2 separate regions of the Mus musculus genome follow, and region 1 is linked to region 2. The links are chromatin loops, found by intact Hi-C in ENCODE. Cell type or tissue: left cerebral cortex. All regions are shown on one strand. Links, peaks and the distances in the headings refer to the core of each region. The heading gives the core; the rest is flanking DNA. Region 1 overlaps Zc3h3 (zinc finger CCCH type containing 3). Region 2 overlaps Zc3h3 (zinc finger CCCH type containing 3).

Region 1 (2,901 bases), core at 173-2,672, 53 kb after region 2:
GTTCCAGGACAGCCAGGGCTACACAGAGAAACCCTGTCTCAAAAACCAAAAAAAAAGCAGTTATGAACTGACCTTGATCAAGTCCTGCAAAAGCAGTAATGTTTTTACCTAAGCCCCAAGACCAAACTTTTAACATAGGTATAGGAAGAAAAGGGCAGGCAATGGCCACATATCCACCGTGGGCAGATAAAAGAGAAGTGTCATCCTATCTAAACCTACCTCGGAGAGGTGATGACACAACCTCTCTTCCCACAAAGGCTCTTTCTTTACAGTACACAGCTGAGGCTTCCAAGAGGCTGCTGGTTAGAAGCCCATGACTGACTGTTACTAAGCTGCTACCTAAGCTAGAGCAGCAGGTGCTATATCAGATTAAACCACTCATGCACACAGCTCAGAGCCAAGCCACATACTAGGCCTAGGCCATGCCTTATGTTAGTAAGCCTGGGAGCTCCCTCCAAGCCTCCCAGGTCCCATGTCCCCACACCGACCAGGGGAAGAGCATCACATGCTAACTACCAATTGCCACACCCCTAAAGCATCAACGCCTCTCCCCAGATGCCTTTTCTAACAGTTGTCCGTTGAGGCAGACCAAGCAGGTCTCAGCAGCAGACGGAGCACACATGCCTCCTTGACCGCCTCAGGGCTCTCTAGGGGGCTCATCCCACCCCATAGCCAAAGGCTGACCAGAAGAGAGACACTACATCAGACAGGAACCTTCCTGATACTCTCAGTCCCCAGGCCTGAGCAGCCCCATGGCTGCTGAACAATGCAGTTTTGAATTCAATTAAAGCGATTATCTGTTGTGCCAAATAAATTGTGTACAGCATATATCCTGCGGCACTTTACACCTCCAGGCTCATTATTCCCTAACTGTTTCCTCCTGTTTATGCGCTCTCAAATTAAATTGCTGATAATACGCGCCAAAATAAAAAATGAGCGCACCTTGTCCCAAGAAAATTGATTCTCCTTCTCCTGAACTGGCGATTGCCAGGTTTTATATACTCGGTTCCTGGTGATCATTAGTAATTCAATTTTCTTTTTATTAGCCCCCTTATCTGCTGAGCAATATAGTGGCAGCGCTGACCTCTTTCGCACGGGTAAATGTTTAAAATCTTTTCCCTGATTAATTTTGCCAGTTAAGAAAAAGAGGAGAAATGGCCCGGCTCTTAGCCATCACAATGAATAAAGCTTAATGTTGATTGTGATGGAATTTCTAATGCCAGGGAAATTGATTGAACGCGGCAATTACGCTGCAAGAGTAACTCGAGGGAGATGGGATCGCTTTCTTCTGGCCGTAGCCTTTTGGTTATTTAAAACAATCCAATTTGCAAGGATAATTATGTATTAGTGTTTTATCTGCCACTTGAAATGAACAGGGGAGTTTCGATACTGGCCCAGCATTAGCAGGTTATTGCTGCAAATTACTTGATATCTGCTTTCTTTCACATAAAGAGGAAATTAGGCAATCAATTACCAGAAAAGGGTGGATGGAGGGATAAGAGGGGCAAGGGCGCCCTCTACTGGCTGCTAGGCCACACAGTAGGGCTGAGTAGGGACCTGGAGAAGGGGCTGGCCAGGGTTAGCTAGGCTAACCCAATTCCTTGGCACACAAAGTGTGGATATCAGGGTACTGGCACCATGAAAATTCTGGAACTAGGGCTAAGTGTTTTCCTGGAGGCAAGCAGAAAGATTGGCCTCTAAGCACTAGCTAAAGGGGCAGCCCCTATCTACTGACCCCACGTACTGGGAGACGCTAACAGCCACAGAAGCTTGGGGGGCTGCACTGCTTGGAGATAGAAAAGCTCCAATCAGCAATATGGCAAAACTCCAGCCCAGGGAATCAAACAGACTGGCCGGAGCTTTGAACATCATTCAGGCTGGGATACTTAGACAAGCAAGGAAAGAGGCAGACAGTAAGCCTTGCAAGGGGGAAAGCACAAGCTGGTCCCTAGAGCAAGCCAAATCCATCCAGGCTCCAGTCCAGAGGAATTACCACTGTCACTCCCATCTCCTCCTGCCTCCTGTACACAGCCCACCATGTGATCTCTGCCTCTCTAGAGTAGCCGAGAGTAGTGGCCTCTGGAACCGCTACCTGAGTAGACAGGCTCAGCATCTCCTGTTTTCACAACTCACTTGCTACTTAGATGAGGATACCCCCTTGAGCTCACACACAAGGCCTTGCATGCCAGCCATCCTGACTCACTGTCTACTCCAGCCTGCTAGCCCAACCTTGTCACCTGATATTCCCGAGAGCAGCAACACAAGCTGTCTCCTGGCTCCCTCTTCTATCCTTCCCTGAAATTACAGAACCTATTCCCTCCCTTTGGCATAAAAGAGCTTCCCCCATTACCTAGTGCCCTTTGCACTGGGGTAACCCCCTTCTCTGATCCTGTATAGCACACAGCTATATGATCTTCCTCCTGCTCTGTGGTCCACAGTGCCTTCACCTGCACAGCTGAGCGAGCGCCATTTCCTCTCCTAACTCAAGTCTGCTGAGGAAGACTCCTAATGCCTGCCTAGTGTTGACACTCTCCCCGGAGCCCATAACTATATGCTTCTGCTTTCTTGTTCACCACCCAAAGCCAACTGTCCCGGCTGTTGACAAGGGCTCAGGCAGCCACTCGTCTCCACTAGAATGTGGCTCAGTGTCCCCAGGAACTAGAATGATTCTTGGCCCCAAGGTGCCCATCACATGCTTGGCGGGTCAGCAGGTGAATTGTGGATAGAGAGACTCCCCAGAGCCCTTCCTGCAACAGAAATACCAGGGCACAATGCAGTCATCACATCTGTCTATTACTAGAAGCTATCCATCCTTCCACCTGTAGTGGAGGTGCCACCAACAGTTTCAATAGCCCCCTAACACATCCAAGGCACCACAGGTAGACACACTGAACTCAGGAC
Region 2 (2,901 bases), core at 252-2,751:
TGAGGGAAGGAGAGAAGGGGATGAGGGAAGGAGAGGAGGGAATGAGGGAAGGAGAGAAGGGGATGAGGGAAGGAGAGAAGGGGATGAGGGAAGGAGAGAAGGGAATGAGGGAAGGAGAGAAGGGGATGAGGGAAGGAGAGAAGGGGATGAGGGAAGGAGAGAAGGGGATGAGGAAAGGAGAAAAGGGGATGAGGGAAGGAGAGAAGGAGATGAGGGAAGGAGAGAAGGGGATGAGGGAAGGAGAAAAGGGGATGAGGGAAGGAGAGAAGGGGATGAGGAAAGGAGAGAAGGGGATGAGGGAAGGAGAGGAGGAGGAAGAAGAAGAATGCAGCACAGTGGCTGCAGACAAGGGTGTCTGGGTCTGAGGTGGCCATGTGGCATGAATAAGACAATGGGGTGGGAATGGTGATCTCTGAGAACTTCAAGGTATCTATGGGGTGGATGCTCACCACTCTGATTTGCCTGCCTTTTAAAGACACAGGCCAACTCCAGGATCCCAAGGCAGGCAGGGGAGGACCTGCTCAGGATGGCTTCCCTGGTTCCTCAAATACGCACATGACCCTTCCCAGACCAGATCCAATTTCCTACAGAGCAGCTGCTGAAATGAATACAGCACTAAGAGGCACAAGTGACATCATTCAGAAATTCTGAGGACCTGAGGTGATGACAAAGCCATCTAGGTTTTAAAAGGGGATGTTCTAAAGCGCCTGAACCCACATAACCAGGCCCTGCTCCTTCATGAGAACACTGGTGATCTGTTCCAGAGCATTCCTCAGTCTACCCCAGATCCACCCAGCCCGACATGCCTCACTGGTTTAAACTCAGACCCTCTCCCCTGGAAACCCTGTAAGCTACGTGGCCCTGAGAGCTCCCTACACTCTTAACATTCTCCCTAGGCAGGGGTGGGTCGTCTGCTGAACCTTGATACCTTAGGAACTTTGGGCCTAAGACAAGCCCAGGCCTGTGAGGGAAATATGCCTGCTGCTAAGAACTACCTGGGGTATCTGCTGAATGAGCTGTGAGGCTGGGTATTACCCTCCTGGGATTTTGTGGGACTCTTTGGCCAGAGGTTGTCCTATCTTAATCGCGGTGCCCTTGAGTTTGCAAAGGGCATCCGTGGGGTCCTAGTGGGAAGCAGAGGCCCTGTTGAATAACTGCCAGCTCAGGAAGTTGGGGCATGGCTGAGAACCTCAAAGTAGGTACAGGAGCTGAGGGCACAGGGAAGACTGCAGGGCCTGAGGAGGAAGCAAGCCGGGGGAAGGAAGGAAGGATGGTAAGGCTTTCAGGGCACGCGGAGGCAAAGAATTTAAGGTGGCCTCTATTTCCAGTGAAGGACACCTGTCCTTAGGGTGGCAATGGAGTACTGTCCAGGTGGCACAGACACACACTCACACCTGCCAGTCTTTGTAACCAGTGACGTGCAATGTGATAGTCTGTCAATGAGCACTGGTTCCCGGGCTGTCGCCCAGGCTGCTGGTAGCACTGGCACCATCTGCTCCCAGACAGGGACACGGGGGCGTCACATGCCACCTGTCAGGACTTGGTAGGGAGCAGCTTTCTCGTCTTTCCACTTTCTGCTTTTAAAAACACATCAGCGTGGGGTTCACGGTGGGAGTTTTGACAAGGATAGGAGGCACCTTTCCAAATGCTTTGCAGTGTTAAAAATGCACATAAAGTAGCTGGCTTGAAAAGAAGCAACCAGAGGTGCAAAAAGCATAGCCCTGACCTGGGAGCACAAGGTGCTGCCTCTGCTGTGCACTCTGGAGCACTTTCACTTCCTGGAGCTTCCCAAAATAAACCCTGGCTCCCTCCAGCTCTACCCTTGCTTAGTGCCCTGTCTGTTCCCTGGTCCTCAAAGGGAGCTCATCTTTCTGAGAGGTCAGAGCCTCCTCAGCACGTGGCTATCACTCTGGCAGAGCCCATCAGGCAAACAAGGGACTGAGCTCAGGTGCTTGCCTGAGCTCCACTGCAGAGCTGACCAGTTACTCCCAGGAGGTTAGAGCAAGGGCCTCCTAAAGCCCAGGTCTACTTGGCTGAGGCCTGCCGGGTCCAGGCAGGGCACATTCAACCAAAGCACCTAGAGCTGCGGTCTTGGAAAGAAAACCAAAGCGGCAGAAGAACTAACTGTCAGTAGGAACAGCATGTGAGCAGGGGCTCCATGACTGGCAGCTCTGCACCCCTGGAGTGCAGCTGGCATGGCTTCCCCACATGCCCCTCTGTGTAACCTCCTGGTACTCAGGAAGGAGAAGGTAGGCCACAAAAAGTAGCTACAGGAGGCGAGGGGTTGTGGCACATGCTTTTAATCTCAGGACTCAGGAGGCAGAGGCAGGTGGATCTCTGTGAGTCTGAGGCCTGAGTTCCAAGGCCTCCAGATCTACATAATAAAAGAACCCTGTCTCAAAAACAAACAGAAGAGAAAATTACAGATACACCCCTTGCCCACAAACATGTAAGTAGCTAGTCAGCAGCAAAAAATACACAGCACACCTGCCTCTCTTTGGCCTGAGGGCCCTGCCAGGACTAGCCTGAGACTGGACTTCTGTCCCTCATGAAAGGACTGTCAGGCTCTTTGTGCCCTCAGCAAGTCCAGCTAACCAAGGACACAGGTCCCAGGCCTAATTGCAGGGCAACGGTGCAGGAACTGAGCCATCTGAGTAGCAGGTAAACCCGGGAAGGTGGGCTGAACTTCAGAAAGCCAAGAAAGCCATGGCCGATGCTGACTCTGTCCTTGAGGGCCTGGAGGGGGGCCAGGAGAGGAGTCAGTGCCCCATCCCTCCTGTGAAGGGTTGTACTTTCTTGTTGAAGTCAAAGGTTTGCTGACACTAGGGAAGGAAATTTATTTCTTTAATTATGACTACTGTAAGTGGGCCAGTCAGCGGTAGTGCACAGTTGGGAGCAATA

The links. Hi-C counts contacts between places; a loop is a spot of excess contacts. Peaks named below come from ENCODE experiments on the same cell type or tissue, not always from the same donor. Only the 100,000 strongest peaks of a DNase experiment are listed, where the experiment ranks them.
Region 1: a loop joins it to region 2, with 2.2 times the contacts of the local background. A loop is called at or near these places in 4 of 42 quality-filtered maps.

The regions. Positions count from the first base shown.
Region 1 is chr15:75,834,157-75,837,057 of GRCm38, forward strand. All of the region lies in intron 3 of Zc3h3 (zinc finger CCCH type containing 3), which reads right to left. Among named protein-coding and RNA genes, the nearest start is that of Zc3h3, 6.3 kb to the right of the region's middle. In left cerebral cortex, for the core only: a CTCF peak has its summit at 1,527 (motif pointing left); a DNase peak (open chromatin) is centred at 1,510.
Region 2 is chr15:75,780,603-75,783,503 of GRCm38, forward strand. The region is part of intron 5 of Zc3h3 (zinc finger CCCH type containing 3); the gene reads right to left. Among named protein-coding and RNA genes, the nearest start is that of Gm23747, 22 kb to the left of the region's middle. In left cerebral cortex, for the core only: no CTCF peak of the experiment used is centred there; a DNase peak (open chromatin) is centred at 1,537.